Regions from separate parts of the Homo sapiens genome. Here regions 2 and 3 are each linked to region 1. The links are chromatin loops, found by intact Hi-C in ENCODE. Cell type or tissue: dorsolateral prefrontal cortex. All regions are shown on one strand.

The links. Peaks named below come from ENCODE experiments on the same cell type or tissue, not always from the same donor. Only the 100,000 strongest peaks of a DNase experiment are listed, where the experiment ranks them.
Region 2: a loop joins it to region 1, with 1.0 times the contacts of the local background. A loop is called at or near these places in 72 of 110 quality-filtered maps.
Region 3: a loop joins it to region 1, with 7 times the contacts of the local background. A loop is called at or near these places in 6 of 110 quality-filtered maps.

The regions. Positions count from the first base shown.
Region 1 is chr17:20,118,294-20,126,293 of GRCh38, reverse strand. The region is part of intron 3 of SPECC1 (sperm antigen with calponin homology and coiled-coil domains 1); the gene reads right to left. Among named protein-coding and RNA genes, the nearest start is that of SPECC1, 110 kb to the right of the region's middle. RefSeq lists a silencer at 3,125-3,350. In dorsolateral prefrontal cortex, CTCF peaks have their summits at 4,281 and 4,482 (motif pointing left); DNase peaks (open chromatin) are centred at 351, 3,900, 4,483, 5,243 and 2 weaker places; H3K4me3 peaks cover 1,622 bases; H3K27ac peaks cover 5,588 bases.
Region 2 is chr17:20,317,422-20,325,421 of GRCh38, reverse strand. It overlaps SPECC1 (sperm antigen with calponin homology and coiled-coil domains 1), which reads right to left. Exons shown (of 15, transcript NM_001243439.2): 15 at 6,396-8,000. It also overlaps the pseudogene CCDC144CP and the pseudogene RNU6-467P. Among named protein-coding and RNA genes, the nearest start is that of FAM106B, 96 kb to the left of the region's middle. In dorsolateral prefrontal cortex, CTCF peaks have their summits at 4,251 and 4,473 (motif pointing right); a DNase peak (open chromatin) is centred at 4,411; H3K4me3 peaks cover 591 bases; H3K27ac peaks cover 1,653 bases.
Region 3 is chr17:20,185,342-20,193,341 of GRCh38, reverse strand. All of the region lies in intron 3 of SPECC1 (sperm antigen with calponin homology and coiled-coil domains 1), which reads right to left. Among named protein-coding and RNA genes, the nearest start is that of SPECC1, 180 kb to the right of the region's middle. RefSeq lists a silencer at 3,752-4,046. In dorsolateral prefrontal cortex, no CTCF peak of the experiment used is centred here; a DNase peak (open chromatin) is centred at 3,831; H3K4me3 peaks cover 1,643 bases; H3K27ac peaks cover 8,000 bases.

The DNA of each region.
Region 1 (8,000 bases):
GGAATGAAGGGAGAGAAGAAGAGAGGAAGGGAGGGAAGGCATAAACAAAGGTATAAACTCAACAAAAAGGAAAGGAGGAGAGGAGAGCAGGGAAGGAGGGAGAAAGGAAATAGCAAACTTCAGGGGAAGAGCCCAAATAAAAGGAAGAGAGGACATGGAGAACTGGAGAGACAGCCAGGACCTGGATGGAAAGAGTTGGCAAAGATGTCAGTATTCTTCGGGGAGGTGCAGGGAGAGCTCCCCACTGTCTATACCACAGGCACCCAGGGAGGACCCAGGAGAGCTGCCATCCCCAAACCAGCACTGCACCTTGTGCCAACAGAGAAAGTCACAGAAAACCCTTGGCCCCACTCCAAAGCCCTGACTAAATCATGTACTCCCGGGAAACGCAGGGCCACGACACCACCATGTGTGTCCTCAAGCTTAGAATTCAGCACCTTAACTAGTGCAGAGTTCATAACATCCTCACAACTGGGTTTACCTCAGACACCACCAGAAGCTGAAAGCCAGTCTGGTCCATCCATGTATGATGGATAAACAAAGTGTGGCTATCCAGACGATCGAATATTATTCAGCCTTTAAAAGGAAGGAAACTCTGACACATGTCCCATTGTGGATGAACCTGAAGGATACTATGCTAAGGGAAATAAGCCAGTCCCAAAAGGATACTGTATGATCTCACTTGGATGCAGAATCTCAAACAGTCAAACTCACAGAAACAGAAAGTTGAGTGGTGGCTGCCAAGGGCTGCAGACAGTGCGACAGGGAGTCGTTCAGTGGGTACAGATGCGTAAGCTTGAGGGACCTGCTATGCAGCATTGCCCCTGAATTACATGCTTAAAAATGTGTTCAGAGGGTAGATCTCCTACCACAATGTGAAAATGAATTAAATGTAGAATAAAATAGAAGAAAATGAAAATACAGACAGTTCCGAACTTATGATGGTGTGACTTACCCTTTTTGACCTTAAGGTGATGCAAACATGACGCGCATTCAGTAGAAGCTGTACTTCAAGTGCCCAGACAACCATTCTGCTTTTCACTTCCAGTAAATTAGGTTGATGGAAAAGTAACTGCAATTTTTTTGTTTTGTTTTGTTTTTGTTTTTGTTTTTTGAGATGGAGTCTCGCTCTGTCGCCCAGGCTGGAGTGCAGTGGCGCGATCTCGGCTCACTGCAAGCTCCGCCTCCCGGGTTCACGCCATTCTCCTGCCTCAGCCTCCCGAGTAGCTGGAACTACAGGCGCCCACCACCATGCCTGGCTGATTTTTTGTATTTTTAGTAGAGACGGGGTTTTACCGTGTTAGTCAGGATGGTCTCCATCTCCTGACCTCGTGATCCGCCCACCTCGGCCTCCCAAAGTGCTGGGATTACAGGCATGAGCCACCGCGCCTGGCCTGCAATTTTTAAAATGGCAAAAATCACAATTACTTTTTTGCACCAATCTAATACAATAAATTATGTAAGATATTCAACACTTTATTATAAAATAGGCTCTGTGTTAGATGATTTTGCCCAAATGTAGGCTCATATGAGTGTTCTGAGCCTGTTTAAAGCAGGCTGGGCTCAGCTATGATGTTCGGAAGGTTAAGTGCATTAAATGTGTTTTCAACTTAGCATATTTGCAGCTTATGATGAGTTTATCTGGAAGTAACCGATGAAGTAAGTGGAGGAGCATCTATACCGAATCTGAAATTTTTTTTATCACAAAATATACTCATTGATAAATGACCTCTCTAAAATTATGAAAACAAGAACAAACTCATTCCTGGCATTCTGTGATTTTCCAGGTTCTCATCTCCAAAGCGATTCAGCCCCACCTGCCCCAGGCCCCTCCCTTGAGTCCCCAACACTTCTTCAGGGCCCTTCAGAACTCACAGTGAAATCAACATTTCCCATAGGCTGAGCTCTCTGAATGTCCCCTCACTTCCACAGCTGGATGAATCCCACCACTGCCTTCCCAAGGCCAGTCTGTTCATTTTCTCACATTTCCCAAACTGAAGGTCTCGCTGTACCTCATACCTATGACTGTTGCTTCCCCCCGTCTGTTCCCCTCCCCACTGTAAACAGACACCTTCCATTTCTGCAGTTCACACAGCAGGACCTGGCATCCTCTTCCCCTCCCTGTTGCCATCTACACATCCCCACCCCATTCTCCCCATTCCCTGACATCCCTGGCTCATGGCCCTCCTCCTTCTGTGGCATCCAAGAAACTGACCCACCCACCTTCCGGCCTCTCAACTCCAAAACTTCCAACATCCCCTTCCTCCACTCTCACCCCAGCAAGCCAACCCATCCATGGTTTTCTTTCAGCCCCTGTTTCCTAATCTGCAAGTCCTGGTACCAATATTTATATCCCATGGACTTGGACAGTCTGCTTAATCTCTTTATGCCTCAGTCTCCTGATCTATAAAATGGGAATGATAATAAGGATACTATTTCATAGGGCTGTAGTAAAGACTAAAGGAGACCATATTCATCGCACACTGAGAACAGTGGTTAGCACATAGTGAGCAAAGAATGCTAGTCACCGGTAATAGTAATTCTACAACAGGTAAAGATGATGAGGGAAGAAAACAAGTCTCCCTACCTGAGACAAACAGAGTAGCAGAAAAAAGAACTCTGGAGTCGGACCTGGGTTTGAATTTGGGAACACTACCTATCCTGGAGCTTTCGCTTCTTCACATGTCAGATGGGGATAAGAATACTTACCTTCCATGTTAGACGAGTTCCCCTCCTCATGTCAGAGAGGACAGAGTTATTCCCTCCTCATGTCAGAGAGGACAGGTGTCTCAGGTTGGAGCCTCAGGCATTACCTGGTTGTGATGCAGGTAACTGGGAGCATGCAGGGGTCCAGGTATCAGCGAGGACACTGACAGTTTCTTGGCAGTGAGCCAATCACGACTGCTTGCCCTTACTGATCACCATCTGAGATGTCTGAGATTCTGCAAGCATCAGAGTTTGGCCACAGTAAAACTAGCCCTTCACATTTATTTTGCCTTTTAGAAAACACTGATATCAGTTTAAAATAGTGACATGTCTTTGGATCCCACGTGTGCTATATAAAGAAACATCTAAATGGGCACTTCCATGTCTCGTGGTTTTAAAAATGTTTTAAATGTGGCTACATGAACCTCCTTCTAGCCGACTGCTGTCTCCAGAAGAGATCCACGTTCACTCCTCATCCCTTGGGAAGGCCCATCAGATTTCATCTCACTCATCCCACTGCTAACATGAGCAGAAATCTTACCCTACACCAACTTTACAATCCATCAGGAGAATCCAGCAATCCCACTTCCAGGTATATACCCTCAAAAAGTCAAAGCAGTGTCTCAAGGAGATATCTGTACACCTGTGTACAGAGCAGCATTATTCACAATAGCCAAAAGGTAGAAATAGGCCAAGGGTCCTTCAACAGGTGAATGGATAAAGAAGATACGGTATATCCAGACAAGGAAATATTATTTAGCCTCAAAAACGAAGGAAATTCTGACACATGCTACAGTGTGGATGTACCTTGAGGATATTATGCTGAGTGAAATAAGCCGGTTGCAAAAGGACAAACACTGTGTGATGCCACTCCTATGAGGAACTGAGAGCAGTCAGATTCAGAGACAAAGAACAGAATGGTGCTTGCCGGGAGCTGAGGGAAGGGGAATGGGAAGCGAGTGTTTAATGGGGACAGAGTTTCACTTTGAGAAGATGAAACAGTTCTGGAAATGGAAGGTGGTGATGGTTGTACAACAATGTGAATGAACTTAATGCCGCTGAACTGTACACTTAAAAATGATTATGTGTATTTTTCCACAATTCAAAAACCAGGAAAGTTGAGAGCCAGCTGGCTCTCCCCTTCAGAATATATCCAGACGCAGCTGCTGTTCCCCGGTGCCATGGCTGCCAGCCCAGCCCAGGTCACTTCTTTCCTAGACCACAGCCCTAGCCTCCAAGCTGGTCTGCTTACCCCATCTGTCCACTCTCAACAAGCAGCCCAAAGCAGTCCTTTTAAAATGAGGTTGGGTCATATCACTGCTCTGTGCAAAACCTTGCAAAAGTTCCCCAGTGGAGTCAAGAGTAAAAAATCCAAAGTCCTGACAGTGACTCGCAAGCTCCCCCATCTTTCTATCCTCCTCCCCAACTGCTTGTTCACTCTGCTGCGGCCCCACTGGTCTTCCTGCCACTCCCTTGACGTGGGGGACACGGGCCAGCCGTCATCTCTGCCTGGAATGTCCACCACTCCAGCTGTTCACCTGGCTTTCTCATCTCTCCCACGTCTTGCTCATGTACCTTTATGAAGGCAGGGATGTTTGTCCTGCTCACTCATATAGTCCTTTTGCCTAGAACAGTGCCAGGCACATGGTAGCCACTCAAAGATATTTGTTGAATTAATCAATAAATACAAGCATTGTTTCTAAAGTCAGAAACATTTGTCAGAACCAGAACTTGTAGCAGAGGAGAAGGTGGGTGCTTTTGACAAGGCTGCCACCTAGTGGCTGGATTCCTTGACAGCCTTCTGGGGGTTCCACAACCTTTCACTTGACCCTGGGGCAGGCAGGGAGGACCCTGCACACAAGGAACCTCCTCATTCTCTAAAAGCCACACCACTGTGTAACATGAGATACACACAAAGGACACCTCAGGGAGAAAAAGAATAATAAGAACTGGAATCCAGGCCAGGCGCAGTGGCTCATGTCTGTAATCCCAGCACTTTGGGAGGCCAAGGCAGGAGGAGCCCAGGAGTTCAAGACCAGCCTGGGCAACATGGCGAGACCCCGGTGGTGTGCACCTGTAGTCCCAGCTACTCGAGAGCTGGGGCAGGAGGATTGCTTGAGCCCAGAAGTTGGAGGCTGCAATGAGCTATGATTGCACCACTGCACTCCAGCCTGGACAACAGAGCAAAACTCCGTCTATAGAAAAAACAACAACAACAAAAAAAAGAATTCAGAATTCTTTTTTGGAATTCAGATAAGTGAATAATATTAATGAAATAAAACCAATTAGAAAAAGTGGATGTTCCATATGGAAACCTGTGGTGGGCACGGGAGAGAAAAAGTAAAACTGGTTTGACCTTTCCAAAGCCAAGGTTCCTGGTCTAGATAAAATAACCATGCTCTTCCTATGGCTATTGTGAGCATGAATAGAGACAGCAGCTCAGAGAAGCCGGCACAGTGCAGGCAGGTGGCAGGGCTCAAAAATAGAAGCCCCTTTTGTGATTTTTGCTGTGTTCTTGCTATTGTTGGAGCAAACTTTGGCATAGCCCCAGAGAACAGCATAAGGCCTGGAAACCAGAAACTGGAAATAGTCTTGAAAAGAATGAGGAAGCTCATGCCTCCCCATTCAAGCAGTTCCAATACCACCCATGACAGATGGCAAGTTGGCGCCCTAGGCAAGGCTGAGACAATAATATAATTATTACGACCAAAAGATTACATGATTTCTCCTGGAGTAGATTTCAGGGATTCTCCCTGAGGACAGATCAGCTCCCAGGAAAGGGTGCAATAAAATATAGGCTGACTATAGATTTAATTCTTGTAAGTTCAAAATCACAACACTGTATTAAAATTTCATGACAAAAATCTTTCTCAAAATTAATACAATTGAAATAAAATATAGATAATACCATGCTATGCATCGTAGAAAACTTGTCCCCAAGTCAAAAGTACAAAAACTAAGTCTTGCATGGCATAAAAAGAATTCTGCCCCCTACAAGTCTAATATATAGTTGATTTCCTGTGAAAAGAAATTTCCTCTGAAAGGAAATCAACTATATATTGCCAGAAGTCCCCCAATTTCCTTTAATTTTATTCTTTTCCTTCACAGCTGAGCCTATAGAAAATTGGTTTAAGTCCAGTGAACATCTAATTTCTAACACACTAAATAATTTCCATCTTTGTATCAACTGTATTTTTTTTTTGAGACTGAGTCTCACTGTGTTGCCCAGGCTCGAGTGCAGTGGCACAATCTCGGCTCACTGCAGCCTCCACCTCCCAGGTTCAAGAGATTCTTCTGCCTCAGCCTCCCAAGTAGCTGGGATTACAGGCACCCGCCACAACACTTGGCTAATTTTTTTCTATTTTTAGTAAAGAAGGGGTTTCGCCATGTTGGCCAGGCTGGTCTCCAAATATCTCAGGTGATCCGCCTGCCTCGGCCTCCCAGAGTGCTGGGATTACAGGCATAAGCCACCCCACCCGGCAGTACTGAGATTTTAAAACCCAAGCTTATTACTACAGGGTGAGTATCCCTTATCCAAAATGCTCAGGACCATAAGTGTTCTGGATTTCTGATTTTTTATTTTGGAATATTTGCATTATACTTACCAGTTCAGCATCTCTAATCCAAAAATCCAAAATCCAAAATGCCCCAGTGAGCATTTCCTTTGAGCATCATGTCAGTGCTCAAAACATTTCAGATTTTGAAGCATTTGGGATTTTGAATTTTTGGATTTGGGATGTTCAGCCTGTACAACTAGTTGCTGTAATCCCAACCAGCACTTTCATTTTCCTCGTTTTCACGCATGTAAAATAGACAAAATGCAATCAAATATTGAAATGATTACCGAAACAATACTATACAACTGTAGAGGTGATAACACCTGCAACAGACAGGCACTGCATACCACTGCTCCTAATGGTCTGTCCTAATAGACTGGTATTCACCTATTCCAAATGAGGCAGTCTGGGGACAGCATGACAATGTACAAAAGTATCAGCTGTCCAAAGGTGCTACAAAAATGTTGAGGACTACTGACATTTAAAAATAAAAGCTCTTGGCTGGGTGTGGTGGCTCACGCCTGTAATCCCAGCACTTTGGGAGGCTGAGGCAGGTGGATCACCTGAGGTTGGGAGTTCAAGACCAGCCTGACCAACATGGAGAAACCCGATCTCAACTAAAAGTACAACATTAGCTGGGCGTGGTGGCGCAAGCCTGTAATCCCAGCTACTCAGGAGGCTGAGGCAGGAGAATCACTTGAACTCAGGAGGCGGAGGTTGTGGAGCGCCATGGCACTCCAGCCTGGGCAACAAGAGCGAAACTCCGTCTCAAAAAATAAAATAAATTTAAAAAAATAAAAGCTTCAGAAACAAAATGTAATTTTCAAATTCAACCCTATTAACTCAAATAATTTAATTTCACTTAAATGAAGTAACTGACAAACAATTTGTATAACTAGGAGAATAATAACTGTCACTTACTTTTCATTACAGTCTATATAAATTATTCACAGACCTTTTTCCCAACATCACTGTATAGTAGATATGTAGTTATTTCCTTCCTTTGACAAATAAAGGATGCCAATGCCCCTTGGGGCATGGGAACTTGTCTACTTTAGGAGCCAATATGAAACCAAGGTCTTTTCCTAGAATCCTGTGCAAAGGAGCAGATGCTATAAGCAAACAATAAAAAAAAATCCACCAACAAATGGCTAAAGAACACTACAAAAGGCAAGTAGAAGAGGAAGGATTTTGTGAAGGCAAAAAAAAGTTTAGTTTATATTTATATTGTCTAAATTTATGTTGTATTTACCTTGTTTTTAATTTTGTATAGCAATGTATGCATATGTTTAAAATGTTCAAACAGCACAGGAAAATCTAAAATGAAAAAATTTTCCTCTGCCACTATCAATTCTGCTAACTCTCCTCAAAGATAATCATTCTGACATCCTTCCAGGAAAAAAAAGTTGATTTTAATAATTAATATATACTTCTAAAACCAAAACCAAATTAAGGTTATACCATATGCACCATATTATTTTCCCCACTTAGTAATGTATATTGGAAATCTTTCCCTATCAGTACACACAAATCTACTGTATTCATTTTCATGCCTGTATACTATTCTACTGCACCAAAATCACATTGTTCAACCAGCCCTGTATGAATACATACTTAGGTTGTTTCCCATATTATACTATTATAAATAATCATGCAACTGAACTTGCTCATACATGTTGGCATCCTTTTCCAAGAATATCAGTAACCGTTAAGTGCTAAATAATAGAAATGCTTGGT
Region 2 (8,000 bases), 200 kb before region 1:
TCTTTTAGTGACACAAATCACTATGTAATATAGTTAGCCTTTGAACAACACGGATTTGAACTGCAGGGGTCTACTTATGAGCAGATTTTCTCCCACTTCTACCACCTGAGACAGCGAAGACCAATCTTCCTCTTCCTCCTTCTCCTTAGCCTGCTCAACTTGAAGACTATGATGAAGAGTTATATAATGATCCACTTGCATTTAATGAACAGTAAGCGTATTTTTTCTGCCTTATGATTTTCTTAACAGTTTATTTTCCTAGCTTCCTTTATTGTAAGAATACAGCATATTAATACATATACCATACCAAACATATCTTAATTGACTATTTATGTTATCAATAAGGCTGCTGGTCAACAGTTAGCTATTAGTAGTTACGTTCTTGGGGGAGTCAAAAGTTATACACAGATGTTTGACTGCAGAGGGAATCAAGCATCCCTAAATTCCACATTGTTAAGGGTCAATTGTGATTGATATTCATTTACTAAACATAAGTCATTTATTTTAAAAATTAAATAGAAGTTCCAATTTCATAATAAGTCTAATTCATTATAATGTGACTATAAAGAAAACATACAACTTACTAACTCAAAAATATCTTTTTCTTGGCCGGGCGCGGTGGCTCACGCCTGTAATCCCAGCACTTTGGGAGGTCGAGGCAGATGGATCACGAGGTCAGGAGATCGAGACCATCCTGGCTAACATGGTGAAACCCCGTCTCTACTAAAAATACAAAAAATTAGCCAGGCGGGGTGGCGGGCGCCTGTAGTCCCAGCTACTCTGCAGGCTGAGGCAAGAGAATGGCATGAACCCCAGGGGGTGGAGCCTGCAGTGAGCCGAGATCGTGCCACTGCACTCCAGCCTGGGCAACAGCGAGACTCTGTCTCAAAAAAAAAAAAAAATCTTTTTCTTATTTATACAAAAATATCACATAGGATTTTAGGGACTATAATTAATTTTTTTTCAGACCAGATTGTTTGAAAAAATAAATGACCTATAATTAACTTTTTAAATAATTGTGACATCTAACCTACCAAGAAATCTAACCTATCAACAAAGAAATAAAGATTTTTTAAAACTGCTCTTTCATGATCAAAACTTCCTGACTCTTACTTCTTTTTTACCTATGGTAGGACCACCAAAAATAATTCACTATCAGAAGTCTTACCTGGATTGTTATTTTGAGGAAGACTTTCAGGTGTCTGTTTTTCCTTATATTCAGGAACTAGTTGCTGAATGCTATGGATAAAAATGTAATAAATGAAATTACTATTTTAAAACAAATGAAAAATACCAAATATATTAAATTTTTAGAGTATTTCAAACAATATCAGAGTTAATATCAGAACTTTAATTATCCCATATACTTCAATTTGTGAGTTCTACCAACTTCTCTTTAAGCTTCTGAAGAAGAAAAAAAGATGAAGTACTCATGAATTGAAGGGAGTATAGTTCAGTAAATTAACTCACATTAGCTTGGCATAATGGAAAGCATCCTAGCTCTATTACCAGCAGCTATTTATTCTCTGACAAGTTGCTTCTCTTAGGCTCAATGTATTCTTCTAAAAAGCACGGATTTTACTGCCTTATTTCACTAGGTTGTTAAAGATTTAACAAGAAAACGTTTTGTAAATGCTCAGAGAAACAGTGAAGCAATGAAATAATTTGTTCTTGAGCTTTATTGCGGAAATGGTTTTGGAATCACAAATAAAACCCAATGTGTATTTTTTCCAGAGGTTCTAATATTCAAATGTTGCAGTTTTCCAAAACTGTTATTAAGTTCTAGTTTTATTAGTTCTATTCTTTGTGGCTTATAATTTGGGGCATCACAGCTAGTTCATAGTTTGTAACTAAATTTACTTATAAATATATTATTTCATCAAACTAGATAGCAACACTGTCCACTATTACTGAGCTCATCAATCACGCCAAGGGGAGAAAGCTAATAGATGTCAAGACCTAGCTTGGACTACTGTTCCATACAGACTCAAACTCTGAATCGGCAGATCTTTGTTAGAAGGATGCTCAATCCCCATGTTCATCTCCAACTGACATGGAAAACAAAATTCTACTTTTTTTTTTCAGTTCCATGAAAGACATGCAAGTTGACATTCTCTCATTTCTGAGATACATACTGACAATATATTTGCACACAACATCCCACGTGTTACTCAGCTCCATTGATCACCTTACTGCATATTTTTGTAGTGAAAAATCACAATTTTAATATTAGGTGATACCCAGTTTGCTTTGACTCACACTGTCTTTGGAACTAGTCAGCAAATAGTCAAATGAACTTCTAGTGACTGCGCAAAATATGGACCACTTCAAAAATCTGTGCATCATCCTTATGCAGGCAGGGGCCATGCTAATTTCTCTCCATTTTGTTCCAATTTTAGTATATGTTTGCTGCTGAAGCAAGTTTTGTTTGTTTGTTTGTTTTAGACTGAGTCTCGCTCTGTCACCCAGGCTGGAGTGCAGTGGCGCGATCTCGGCTCACTGCAAGCTCCGCCTCCCGGGTTCATGCCATTCTCCTGCCTTAGCCTCCTGAGTAGCTGGGACTACAGGCACCCACCACCACGCCCGGCTATTTTTTTTTGTATTTTTTAGTAGTGACGGGGTTTCACCGTGTTAGCCAGGATGCTCTCAATCACCTGACCTCGTGATCCGCCCACCTTAGCCTCCCAAATTGCTGGGATTACAGGCATGAGCCACTGCACCCTGCCAAAGCTCTCATTTTATACATGGATATTCATGAGTCATGGATGAGACTTAGCTCTGTTAAATCCAACTAACATGCTTGAGACTCAGAATTCTGGTGATGGCTTCCTGCCACAAATCTGGGAAAGGATAATATGGGACATTCCACGATCTAAGAAAAGGGTCCTCAGCATACAGATCTGGTAGCAATGAGAAAAGGAAACTCATCTCTTTCTGCAACATTATTTGAACTGAACCCCGAGGGCCTAAAGGATAATTTGTCATGAAGGTTTTAGCTAAGTCTAGGCTGAGACAAAAGCATAACATGCGGGGTTTCACCATGTCGGTCAGGCTGGTCTCGAACTTCTGACCTCGTGATCTGCCCTCCTCGGCCTCCCAAAGTGCTGGGATTACAGGCATGAGCCACCGAGCCCGGCCAACATGAAGTTCTTAAGGATGGAAGGAACCTGAGCGACAGTAGAATATGTCTGCTGTATAATAGGTATTCAGTTTATGTTTTTTTTTTTTTTTTTTTGAGACGGAGTCTCGTTCTGTCGCCCAGGCGGGAGTGCTGTGGCGCGATCTCCGCTCACTGCAAGCTCCGCCTTCTGGGTTCACGCCATTCTCCTGCCTCAGCCTCCCGAGTAGCTGGGACTACAGGCGCCCGCCACTGCGCCCGGCTAATTTTTTGTATTTTTAGTAGAGACGGGGTTTCACCGTGGTCTCGATCTCCTGACCTCGTGATCCGCCCGCCTCGGCCTCCCAAAGTGCTGGTATTACAGGCGTGAGCCACCGCGCCCGGCCCTTATGTTTGATGAATAAATTGAGAAAATGGATAAACACAGTTGGGAAGTGCAATATTTTTAAAGAAAACTCCTGTAAAGTAGACCAACACTTTTGCAATAGTAATAATCCTTTATATTTGATCCCGTCTCACTAAGAGGCCTGGGCCCCTGACCCCTCTGACGTTTCCCCATCCCGGGTGCCGTGGGGCCTGCGGGCACCAGAAAGCCAGTGTCCCCGACAGGACGGCGCGCCCGCATCCTTCGCCTGGCCATTACCTCTTCTTCCTATCCCTCTTGTCCACGCCAGTGTCTCCAGGAACCAAGACGTGCTCCACCCCAGGGACGTCGCCCGACCGGGCAGCTCTGTGGAGCTCGCCAAGATCTTCCAGGCGGACATCGTGCTGGGGCTGGTCTAAGGCGCCCTCACCGTGCTTGCTCTCGCTGCCGACGCTGTTTTTCCACCAGCTGTAGGAGAAGCCCGAGGACCACTGGTCCCCCGGGTAGCCCAAGTACCACTGGTCCTCCTGGCTCCTGACGCTACCGGTTTTCCTCGTGGCGTAGACTGCCGGCTTCGGAGACCCCTCAGCCCCTCCCCGCTTTTCTCCACCCCAGGAGACCATCAGTAGCGAGCTACTGCCTCGGCCACAACCTCCCAGCAGGATAGCCCGCGGTTTCCAATCTGCGAAAGGAGGACCGCTAAGCCAGAAATGCCAAGCCAAGCGATCACTGCCACGCCAAGCCAAGCGACCACTGCCAAGCCAAGCAGCCACTGCAAAGCCTCGCGGGTAAGGCCAAGCCAATCCGTTACAGACTAGTGCGCCTGCCCACCTGTGACGTCACGGAACCTGTGACTTCACTGCAACTGCAGCTCCAGCCTCCCAGAAAAAGACTCCTTGGCCTGCACGTCGCGCTGCAGCTCCAGCCTCCCAGAAAAAGACTCCTTGGCCTGCAGGTGGCGCTGCAGCTCCAGCCTCCCAGAAAAAGACTTCTTGGCCTGCAGGTGGCGCTGCAGCTCCAGCGCCAACCTGGGCTGGCTGGTCCTCCCTCGGAGGTTTCGGGGTGGCGGCGCCCAGCCTGCCTGTCATGAGTGCCGCTTCACAGCGCCGCCGGCGCACCTGCTCCTAGGCTTGCTCGGTTCAGGGGTATGGGCCAGTTCCGCCCCCGGCTTGGCCACTGCAGCGAAGTTGCCCTAGGGTCCGCGCTGCCAGGACGCAAGCGGAGTCTGATGGCTGGGTCAGAGCGGCCTGTCAGCCCGGCTGGAAGGGCCTGCCCGACGCCGCTGCCCGCCCAGCTGCTACTCGGCCTGCGCCTGGAGCCAGGGACCAGCTCTGGGCATTCTGCTGCCTTAGGATGGGGCCGAGCAGCCGCTCCCCGCCCTGTGCCGCAGCCGCTGCGCGCATCTGCCCAGGGTCCGTGCAGCTGGCGACCCGGGCAGGTCGGGGAATGCCTGGTGCCACCGGGATTGCTCGCCTCTAGTCCGTCCTGACCCTTCAGCCCGCGAGCACCAGTGAGATTGAAGAAAAGTGACGGCCGGGCGCGGTGGCTCACACCTGTAATCCCAGCACTTTGGGAGGTTGAGGCGGGCAGATCACTTGAGGTCAGGAGTTTGAGGCCAGCCTGGCCAACATGGTGAAACCCTGTCTCTACTAAAAATACAAAAATTAGTTGGGCGTGGTGGTGCGCGCCTGTAGTCCCAGCTACTCCAGAGGCTGAGACAGGAGAATCGCTTGAACCCGGGAGGTGGATGTTGCAGTGAGCTGATATCGTGCCACCAAACTCCAGCCTGGGCGACAGAGCAAGACTCCGTCTCAAAAAAAGAAAGAAGGCAGGAGAGAACGAAGGAAAGAGAAGAAAAGAAGGAAGAAAGGAAGGAAGGAAGGAAGGAAGGGTGACAAAGAAGAATCTAGAGAGCACTCAAATACTAATTCTTGAGGACAATTAAGACAGATCGCATTATGAAAAACAGATTTTGTCACTGAAGCCTCAGGGCTTCAGCCTAGATCCTGCGCTGCTCACCCACAGAAAGCCAACCACTGAGATGAGTATTGCAAAGGAAGAAGGCTTTAATCAGATGCTGCAGCCGAGGAGATGGGAGCTCAGTCTCAAATCCCTCTCTCTGACCAACTAAAATTAGGGATTTTTAGTATAGCAAAGAAGAAATGTAACTATGTTTAAGAAAACATGAACTAGGAAGGGGTAAGGAAGCAATCATTTACAAAATATCTGTGGCCGGGCGCAGTGGCTCCCACCTGTAATCCCAGCACTTTGGGAGGCAGAGGCGGGTAGATCATGAGGTCAAGAGATCAAGACCATCCTGGCTAACATGGTGACCCCTTGTTCTCTACTAAAAATACAAAAATTAGTTGGGCGTGGTGGCACGTGCCTGTAGTCCCAGCTACTCGGGAGGCTGAGACAAAAGAATCGCTTGAACCCGGGAGGCGGAGGTTGCAGTGAGTCAAGATCGTGCCACTGTACTCCAGCCTGGCGACAGGGCTAGACTCCATCTCAAAAAAAAAAAAAAACCAGAAAAAGAAAAAAAGTATCTTCACCCTGCCTCCTCAATCTTGGCATAATTCCCCCTGCGAGTGGTTTCTGGGGTCTCAGTTGGCATTTAGTCACACATTGCACATATCGTGTGCACATCTGCACAGCTCAGCAGTGTCCTGGGTAGGCCTTGAAGGGTGATCTTCACGTAAGCCTGTGGCCTGAGCAAGAAAGCTGCACACGGGCAGCGGAGGAACCAGCAGGAGCCCAGTCCTCTGTGGAAAATTCCAGCACCACCCGCAAGAGCAGCTGCAGTGGAGACTGTGACCCGACAAGGATATATGCATGAAGATGCTGGTCTGAAAACAGACTCAGTTTAAGGGTGGCACTTTGAAAAAATATTGATAAATGTCAGTGAGAAAAAAATAATTAGAAACAAAATATATTTATTAGAAATATTACAGTCATTTATCATACACTTTCCTATGAATAGTTAAATACATCTAATTAGCATGTCATATCCAAAAGTGCTGGGTACAATCTAGTGTGCTCTTTATAGACACGAGGCCACAGATGTATCAACTACACTCAACTAATGTAGTTAAAGTTAGTGTGCTAAAAAAAAAAATTAGTGTGCTATTCAGGATGCTACAGATTTAGCAAAATTCTAACCTGGATCAGAGGAGTGAAATGCCCCGTGAATTGAGGCAACTGTAGATATTCGAAATGCTTCTAAAAAGGCTGTGAGGTTATGTCCTTTACTGCATGTCATTGGTAGGTCATCTCAAAATGGCACTCGAGCTTTGGAAGGGTGAGAACTATTGCTAGATTTGGTAGGGGGTCTGCATCTATGGGCCCGAGTCCTCCATCTCCACAAGCTGCCCCTCAGTGGGGAAGAGGAGGGGGAGGCTAAGGGAGTCTCCGTAACGTTTGTGGGCAGCAGGGAAGAGAACATGGCAGAGATTCCTCACCGCTGGATGGCTTGTCCCCTGGGGATGTGTGTTTTTATCTAACACCCACCTGCATCTACTTGGGTTGGTCTCTACAAAAGCTGTAAAACAAAAACTGAATGAAAAAGGAAAATAAAAGACTAATATTTTTGAAATGAGAAGGGGCTAGGACAAGAGAAGCTCCTGAGAATGTTATCCCCGCAGGGCGGGGGCCATGGGTTACCATCAGACAAGGAAAATTCAATCCATGTTCAATGCAGAGAACAGCGACTTCTCACCTTGAAAAACTCTCCAACTCTACTGGGGCTTGCATTTTGCAGCTGTCTTTCATGTAAAAATGATACATTAAAAAAAGGATCTTCAGAACAACTGAAGAATTTTAAATGACTACTGGCTGAGGGAAGATGGAAAGAAATGTGGCTGTTGTGGTCTTTGAAATCCTCAGGACAGAAACTGGGAATGGCACACTCTGCTGAGTATAGAAAAAATAAGATGCTGACCTTGTTTTCCTGCCAACTTTCCACCTTCACCTGGTGCTCTGAGCTCTGTTAAAAACAGACCTAAAAACCCTACCCCTTGGCCTAGCTGGGTTGGGGACTGCCTCCCCCAGGTCCTGCACCTCCACACGCCAGCGGATGGCTTGGGGGAGCCCTACTAGCTGCTGTGCTAGAAGGCCTATTCCTGGACTCCTGAGGCCATCAGTCACAGTTCCAGGACCCCAGCAGAACCTTCCCTTCCCCAAAACACCACCTGTATTTCTTTTTTTTGTGTGTGTGTGTGACAGGGTCTTGCTCTTTGGCCCAGGCCAGAGTGCAGTGGCACAAACACAGCTTACTGCAGCCTCAAACTCCTGGGCTCAAGTGATGCTCCCACCTCAGCCTCCCAAGCAGCTGAGATTACAGGTGCCTATCATTGTACCCAGCTAATTAAAAAACAAAATTTTGGGCCAGGCGCGGTGGCTTACCCCTGTAGTCCCAGCACTTTGGGAGGTTGAGGCAGGCTTATCACTTGAGGTCAGGAGTTCAAGACCAGCCTGGCCAACATGGTGAAACTGTTTCTACTAAAAATACAAAAATATGCC
Region 3 (8,000 bases), 67 kb before region 1:
TGTATTCCCAGTTAAGGCATTCTAAGTCACAGGATGAGATAACAGGTTGGCACAAGATACAGGTCATAAAGACCTTGCTGATATAACAGGCTGCAGTAAAGAAGCTGGCTAAATCCTACCAAAACCAAGATGGCCACAAGAGTGACCTCTGGTCGTCCTCACTACTACACTCCTGCCAGCGCCATGACAGTTTACAAATGTCATAGCAACTTCAGGAAATTACCCTATATGGTCTAAAAAGGGGAGGCATGAATAATCCACCCCTTGTTTAGCATATCATTAAAAAATAACCATAAAAATGGGCAACCAGCAGCCCTCAGGGCTGCTCTATGGAGTAGCCATTCTTTTATTCCTTTACTTTCTTACTAAACTTGCTTTCACTTTGCACTGTGGACTTGCCCTGAATTCATTCTTGTGCGAGATCCAAGAATCCTCTCTTAAGGTCTGGATCGGGCCCCCTTTCCTGTAACAAAAATAGTCACAAAACAAGAAACTTCATAAAAATAAGCTGTATAAGACAGATAACAAAATCACAGCACATAACTTCACTCTGCAGGGCACAATATATATGTAGTCACAATAATATCCATACTACACACAGAACATGCAAGACTATTTTCTAGAACATATGAATACTGTCATCCTTGCTAGTGAAAAAGGTAAAGTACAGATGAAAGAAACTGGGAGGTAGAAGAGAAAGCAGAGAGAGTGGGCAAAAAGGATGGCAGCAATAATATCCACCCTCACCTTACAAACAGGGTGTCAAAGATACTATATACAGTTGACAAGACAAGAAATAAAGATGAAATACATTACTAAAAGCAATAACCAAGAAAGAAACTAAAAACAGTGATATTATGACACTAGGAGAGGGTTGCAGGGCCATGTGTTAAATCCTCATCTATCATAAGAGGAATCAACAAAATTGGGGAAAAAAATAGCAACATCAAAAGAATGAGAACACAAGCCACAGGCTGGGAGAAAATATGTGCAAAAGACATATCCGATAAAGGACTGTTATCCAAAATATACAAAGAATGCTCAAAACTCAACAGTAAGATAATGAGGGCTCGGTGTAATGGCTCACACCTGTAATCCCAGCACAGCACACTTTGGGAGGCCAGGGCGGGAGGATCACCTGTGTCCAGGGGTTCAAGACCAGTCTGGGCAGCCTTGAGACCCCTGTCTCAAGGGGTCTCCCTGCATAGTGAGACTCGTCTCATCAAAAAAATCAAAAATTAGCTGGGCATGGTGGCTTACACTTGTAGTCCCAGCTACTCAGGAGACTGAAGAAGAAGGATCACTTGAGCCCAGGAGGTGAAGGCTGCAGTAAGTCATAATTGCACCACTGCACTCCAGCCTGCACAACAGAGTGAGACACTGTCTCAATAAAGAAAAAAATGGAAAACGAAACACCTGACTAAAAATGGAAAAACACCTGAATAGACAACTCACCGAAGAAGAAATACAGATGGAAAATGAGCTATGAAAAGCTGCTCTACATCAGACAGTGTGGCAATTCCTCATGGATCTAGAACTAGAAATACCATTTGACCCAGCAATCCCATTAAGGGGTATATACAGAAAACCAAACATCGCATGTTCTTTCTCATAAGTAGGAGCTGAACAATGAGAACACATGGACACAGGGAGGGGAACATCACACACCAGGGCTTGTCAGTGGGTGGGGGGGCTAGGGAAGGGATAGCATTAGGAGAAATACCTAATGTAGATGACAGGTTGATGATGGGTGCAACAAACCATCATGGTATGTGCATACCTATGTAACAAACCTGCACATTCTGCACATGTACCCCAGAACTTAAAGTATAATTAAAAAAAAAAAAAAAAAAAGCTGCTCCACATCATACATCCGTAGGCAATTTCAAATTAACACAAAAGTGAGATATCACTACACAACTATTAGAATGGCTACAATCCAAAACAATAAGAACACCAAATACTGGTGAGGATGTGGAGCAACCGGGACTCATTGCTGGTAGGAACGCAAAATAATTCAGCCACGTTGGAAGACAGTTTGGTGGTTTCCTAGAAAAGTAAACATACTTGTTCTCTATGATCCAGCAATAGCACTCCTTGGTATTTAGCCAAATGAGTCAAAAACATATGTCCACACAAAAACCTGCACATGGATCTTTACAGCAGCTTTACTCATAACTGCCAAAACTTGGAAGCAACCAACTGTGGTACACCCAGATAATGGACTATTAGTATCATCCACCCCTTAAAATGAAATAACTATTAAGCCATGAAAAGACATGGAGGAACCTTAACTGAAGCATTTACTAAGTTAAAGAAGCAGTCTGAAAAAGCTACACACAGTATGATTCCAACTATGACATTCTGCAAAAGACAAAACTACAGAGACCGTAGTTTTGTAAAACTATGGTCCTTTTGCTTGCTAAAGCAAAAAGATCAATGGTTGCCAGGGGTTGGGGGGAGGGAGGAATGAATAAGTAGAGCCAGGCACAGGTGAGCTACTGTGCCTGCCCATTCATCCCCCACCCCCAAGGGAGGGAGGCAAGGTGGGAGAATTGCTTGAGGCCAGGAGTTCCAGACCAGCCTGGGCAAGACAGCAAGGCCCTGTCTCTACAAAAAACTTGGATACATGGCATTATACATTTATCCAAACCTACAGAATGCACAATGCCAAGAGTGAACCTCAATGTAAACCACGGACTCTGAGCAATGTTACATCGGTGTGGGTTCACTGATTGGAAGATGTTGATAATGAGGAGGCTGAGTGTGTTTGGGAACAGGAGTACACTATAGGAAAACTTGTACTTTTCACTCAATTTTGCTGTGCCTAAAACTGCTCTTTAAAAAAGAGTGTTTATTTTTTTAGAAGGCAGTAAAAGCATAATAAAGTGTTTACCTTTGAGAAGAGGGACAAGAAATGGGAAGGGGTAGGGCAGCAGGGCAGCAGCAGTCTTGCTTTTCATAATAAGCTCCTTGTCCTGGTTCATTATTTTAACCCCTGTATATACTACTTTGATAATGAAAATTAGGAAAAAGAAATATGAATGTTTATGAGTACAGTGTGGAAACAGGCAATTAGCAATCCGTCAGCTTTATAGGCAGCACTGATCCTTTGGACTTAGAACAAATGAGATAACAGAAGTTTGAGGCAATTCAGCAAGCAGATGCACAGCCATAAGGAACTAAGTCTGTTATCAAATCTTGGGGCCCCACCTTGACTATGACAGAAAAGTAGTTTTTTCCACAGCTGGACTGTCTTTTGGGTCGTCTCAGTGGTGTGCTTTCTAGAGATTCATACCTAACTTGTACTAAAAGTCAATAGAAATTGTCTTTGCAAATCAAATGGAGGGAAAAAAACACAAAAGAGTCCTACACTCATGCAAATGAACCAAATTACTCACCCATTTTACTTCCTTTGTTAAAAGCAAACAGCAGTGTCAATGTGTAAAGATGATTTTTGTAAAGGGATAAACATTTTCTATCTCATCTCCATTTTACTTTTTTTGGGAAGAATGCAAAATTAATTTTCCTCACACTCCACTTGCTCAGCAAATTGGATTAGAATTCAAAATGCTTGTAAATCTACTCCTCCTGTTTCCCAAATACTCATGCTGTACCACGGCCACTATGAACAGCACTCCAGAAAGAGGGGGACAATAAAGCTTCTGAACAAAAGCCCCCTAACACTAAGAAGGGGCTCAGGCCTGGAGAGGACACAGTGACCGCTCTGTGTCAGGATGCAGGGGAGATAGGGCAGCAGACAAAGCCTCAGTGTTTCTGAGGAGAGATAATGGTATGGTCTGACTAGCTTCTAGCAGGCGGCCCACACAACCAGCTGCCATTAGTCATCTCCAGGAGAAGCCAGAATGCCAAGCAGCTCTGGGAGGGCAACTCCTGACAGGCCATTTGAAAAGTGCAAAGCAGGCAGGGACATCAAATTTCCATTGAAACTGAAGTGGCTGGAGGAGCGCTTCGTCCCAGAATTCTCTCTGCATACTGCGCCTTAGCTTCCTTGCCCATTGTGTAGGCCAAATGAAATCCTCATTGCCTAACTAGAGAGCTTGGCACCTCTGAACAGAAATCTCCCAGCAGCACTGTGGGAAAATAAAGCCCACAGTCTCCAGGCACCAAACACTGAGAATAAGGAGGAGCTGAGGGTGCAGGCTTTAGTGAACTAAAAGATCTGCCATATTCACGTGCAGCCTTACTTTCAGGACAGATGGGAAAAGCTAACCTCCAGGTTACGGAGGCTCGATGCAAGTGAGAACCACCTAGTCTAGTCTAGATCATAATCAGGCCCTGACTTCCTACAGTTATGGCTCAGGTGTACCTCAGTTATACCTCACAGAGATCACTGAGAAACTTCCAAGTTCTACCAGGAAAACATAATAAATTCACCTGAATTTGTAACTGGAGAAATTAGATAATTAGATGGACTGGGCACGCAAAATCCTGTTTATTTCTATTAATATCACTTTGGGGGTGGGAGTTGTTTTTTCAAAGCACCCATGGGTCAAAACACACAAAGAAATTTAAGGAATCGTCCGTATCCTTTGAATCGGAGTTTACTATGTAGGAAGGATAACAGCACTTTACCTTTGTGTAGCACTTTGGTTTTGTAAGCACTTTCACATACATTAACTTGAGGCACACAAAACTCAGTTCATAAAAGTATTATTATTGTTATTTTACAGATAAAGAAACAAAGTCTGAGAGACTTCATAATTTGCCCAACGGTCACATCATAAGTATATCTTCTAATACAAGCCGGGCACGGTGGCTCACGCCTGTAATCTCAGCACTTTGGGAGGCCAAGGCAGGCAGATCACCTGAGGTCAGGAATATCACCTGAGGTCAGGAATTCGAGATCAGCCTAGCCAACATGGTGAAACCCCGTCTCTACTAAAAATACAAAAATTAGCCAGGCGTGGTGGTGCGCACCTGTATCCCAGCCACTCCGGAGGCTTAGACAGGAGAATCACTTGAATCCAGGAGGCAGAGGCTGCAGTGAGCCGAGATCACACCACTGCACTCCAGCCTGGGTGACAAAGTGAGACTCTGTCCCAAAAAAAGAAAAAAAAAAAAGGATGTCTTTTGATACCTAAGGAAATACAAAATCACGTTATTTCAGAACTGGAAGAAACAGAAATCATATAACCTAATTTTTCATTCAAAGTGGCATCAATAGCATCCAACTTCTGTTGCCATCTACTAAAGTCTCATGTTCCAGTTACCATTGAATATTTTCAGTAAAAGGAAACCCACCACTAGACAGCCCCTTCCACTGTTGAGCAGCTCAAATAGTTGGACAATCCTTCCTTATATGAGGCTGAATTCTATATCTTCATTAACATGGCACACACCGATTCCAGTTCTGAAACACTCTGGAACCACAAAGAACAAATTTATTGCCTCTTCCACGTGACATCTGAATGTCTGCAGGCAGCTTTGTTTCCCCATTGGTCTTCTAAATCTTCACTCAAAACATTCCTAATTCTTCCCACCAGGCCTCATAGGTCCCGGGGTCCATTCATTGGATAAACTGCCTAGAGAGCTTCTGATTTACCAAGGTCCCTCTGAAATATTACCCAGAATCTCAGAAACACTGCAGATGTGGGTTTCTGTGAGTTAAAAATCTCTTGGTTGCAAGAGAAAACCCAACTCAAGCTTACAACAATAAAAAGAGGTTTTGACTCCCATAACTGAAAGTCTAGGATCAAGTCCAACTTCAGGTCTGGCTCAACTGAAAGATGTTCTCTCAGGGTCAATTTCTCTCCATCTTCTGCTCCTCCCTTCCTCCACAGGTCACCTTCATCAATAAGCTGCCTGCCCTCATGGCTATGTGATGGTACTGGCAGCTCCAGGGCTCACATCTGCACACCATCAAATCCAGCAAAGAGCGGGGACTCTCTCCCAGGCACCCCAAAAAACATCTACTCAACACTCATTCTGATTGAGTCTCTGCCATCCTTGACTCACTGAGACCAGGGTGATATGCTGACTCACTTTAAAGTGGGAATTAGCTAAAGAGAATTCCTGGGAGAAGACGGGGTTAAATGCTGGGAAGTCAACCAAAAAGTGTTCAAAATGTGGTCTGACCAATGCCGAGTCAGTTCCCTGGTGTAGTATACTGGTACGGGTTGAGCATCCCTAATTCAGAAAAAAATACAAAACCCTAAACATTCTGAGTGCTGACATGACCATAAAAGGAAACACTCATTGGAGTATTTCAGATTTCCAGATTAGGGATGCTCAATTGCTAAGTATAATGCAAGTATTCCAAAATACAAAAAAAAAATCCAAAGTTCAAAACACATCTGGTCCCAAGCATTTCAGATAAGGGATACTCAAACCTGTATAATTAATACAGCACATAGAACTGGTGTAGTGTGCCAGTTGAAAACAAACCAACCCAAAAGACTTCAGGACCCAGCAGGGGACATCAGGCAACAATTAAAAACAAAAATTGGCCAGGCTCAGTGGCTCACACCTATGATCTATAATCCCAGCACTTTGGGAAGCCAAGGCAGGAGCACTGCTTGAGCCCAGGAGTTTGAAACCAGCCTGGGCAACATAGTGAGACACCCATCTCTACTGAAAATACAAAAAAAACCCAGGTGTGGTGGTGTCTGCCTGCAGCTCTAGCTACTCAGGAGAGGCTGAGGTGGGAGGATCACCTGAGCCTGGGAAGTCAAGGCTGCAGTAAGCTGTGATTGTACCACTGCACTTCAGCCTGAGCGATGGGAGTGAGACCCTGTCTCATAAGCAGATACATACATACAAAAATCACGTAAACCATTTGGCATACTTTTAGTATACATGAGACACAATACAAGCACTTGCTTTATTGAGCTTTGCTTTTTTGTGCTTTGCAGATAATACATTTCTTACAAATTGAAGGCTTGTGGCAACCCTGCATCGAGCAAGTCTATCAGTGTCATTTCTCCAACAGAATGGGCTTACTTCGTTAGCATTTTTTAGCAATATTTTTTAAATTAAGGCATGTACATTGCTTTTTTTAAGATGTAATGCTATTGCACACTTAACAGACTACAATATAGTGTAAACATAATTTTTGTATGCACCAGGAAACCAAAAACCTCATGTAATTCATTTTATTGTGGTGGTCTGAAACTGAATTCACAACATCACCAAGATGTGTCTGTAGTTAAAATGCAACGTGAAATAAAAAATACAAAACACAAGCTGGGTGCAGTGGCTCATGCCTGCAATCCCAGCACTTTGGGAGGCCGAGGAGGGTGGATCACCTGAGGTCAGGAGTTCGAGACCAGCCTGACCAACATGGTGAAACCCCGCCTCTACTAAAAATACCAAAATTAGCTGGGTGTGGTGGCACACGCCTGTAGTCCTAGCTACTCAGGAGGCTGAGGCAGAAGAATAGCTTGAACCTGGGAGGCAGAGGTTGCAGTGAGCCAAGATCGTGCCATTGCACTCCAGCCTGGGCAACACAGAGAGACTCTGCCTCAAAAAAAATAAATAAATAAAAATACAAAACAGGACACCACACTTGAAGACTCCTGTGATTATCACTAGACAAATGCTTCTGGTTCATGGGACCATCAATCTGGGTGCAAGGAGTAGTGGAGGTTGGCTCTGCAAAGGTCTTTCCAACATGAATGAATGAATTCCTTCATCACAGAGTCGCTGCTGTTTACTAACCCTTACATTCCTGCCACCACTGTTTCAGAGCAAATTTCCCCATAACCTCATCACTTAACACAACCGTTTTATTTTCTGATCATTTTGCCGGTCAGGAATTTGGGAAGAGCTTGGCTAGGCCATTCTTACATAGACACTAGGAGGTGGCTCCTGCCATCCGAAACCCTGGCTGAGATGACAGCTCCACGGACTGTGGGCTGGAGCACCATGTGGTAGTCTCCCCAGCATGGTAGCCTCACAGTGGTTGGACTTATTACAGAACGGCTCACGGCTCCAAGCACAAGTGCCCCCGCAAACAAGAGGGGCCTGCACAGCCTTTT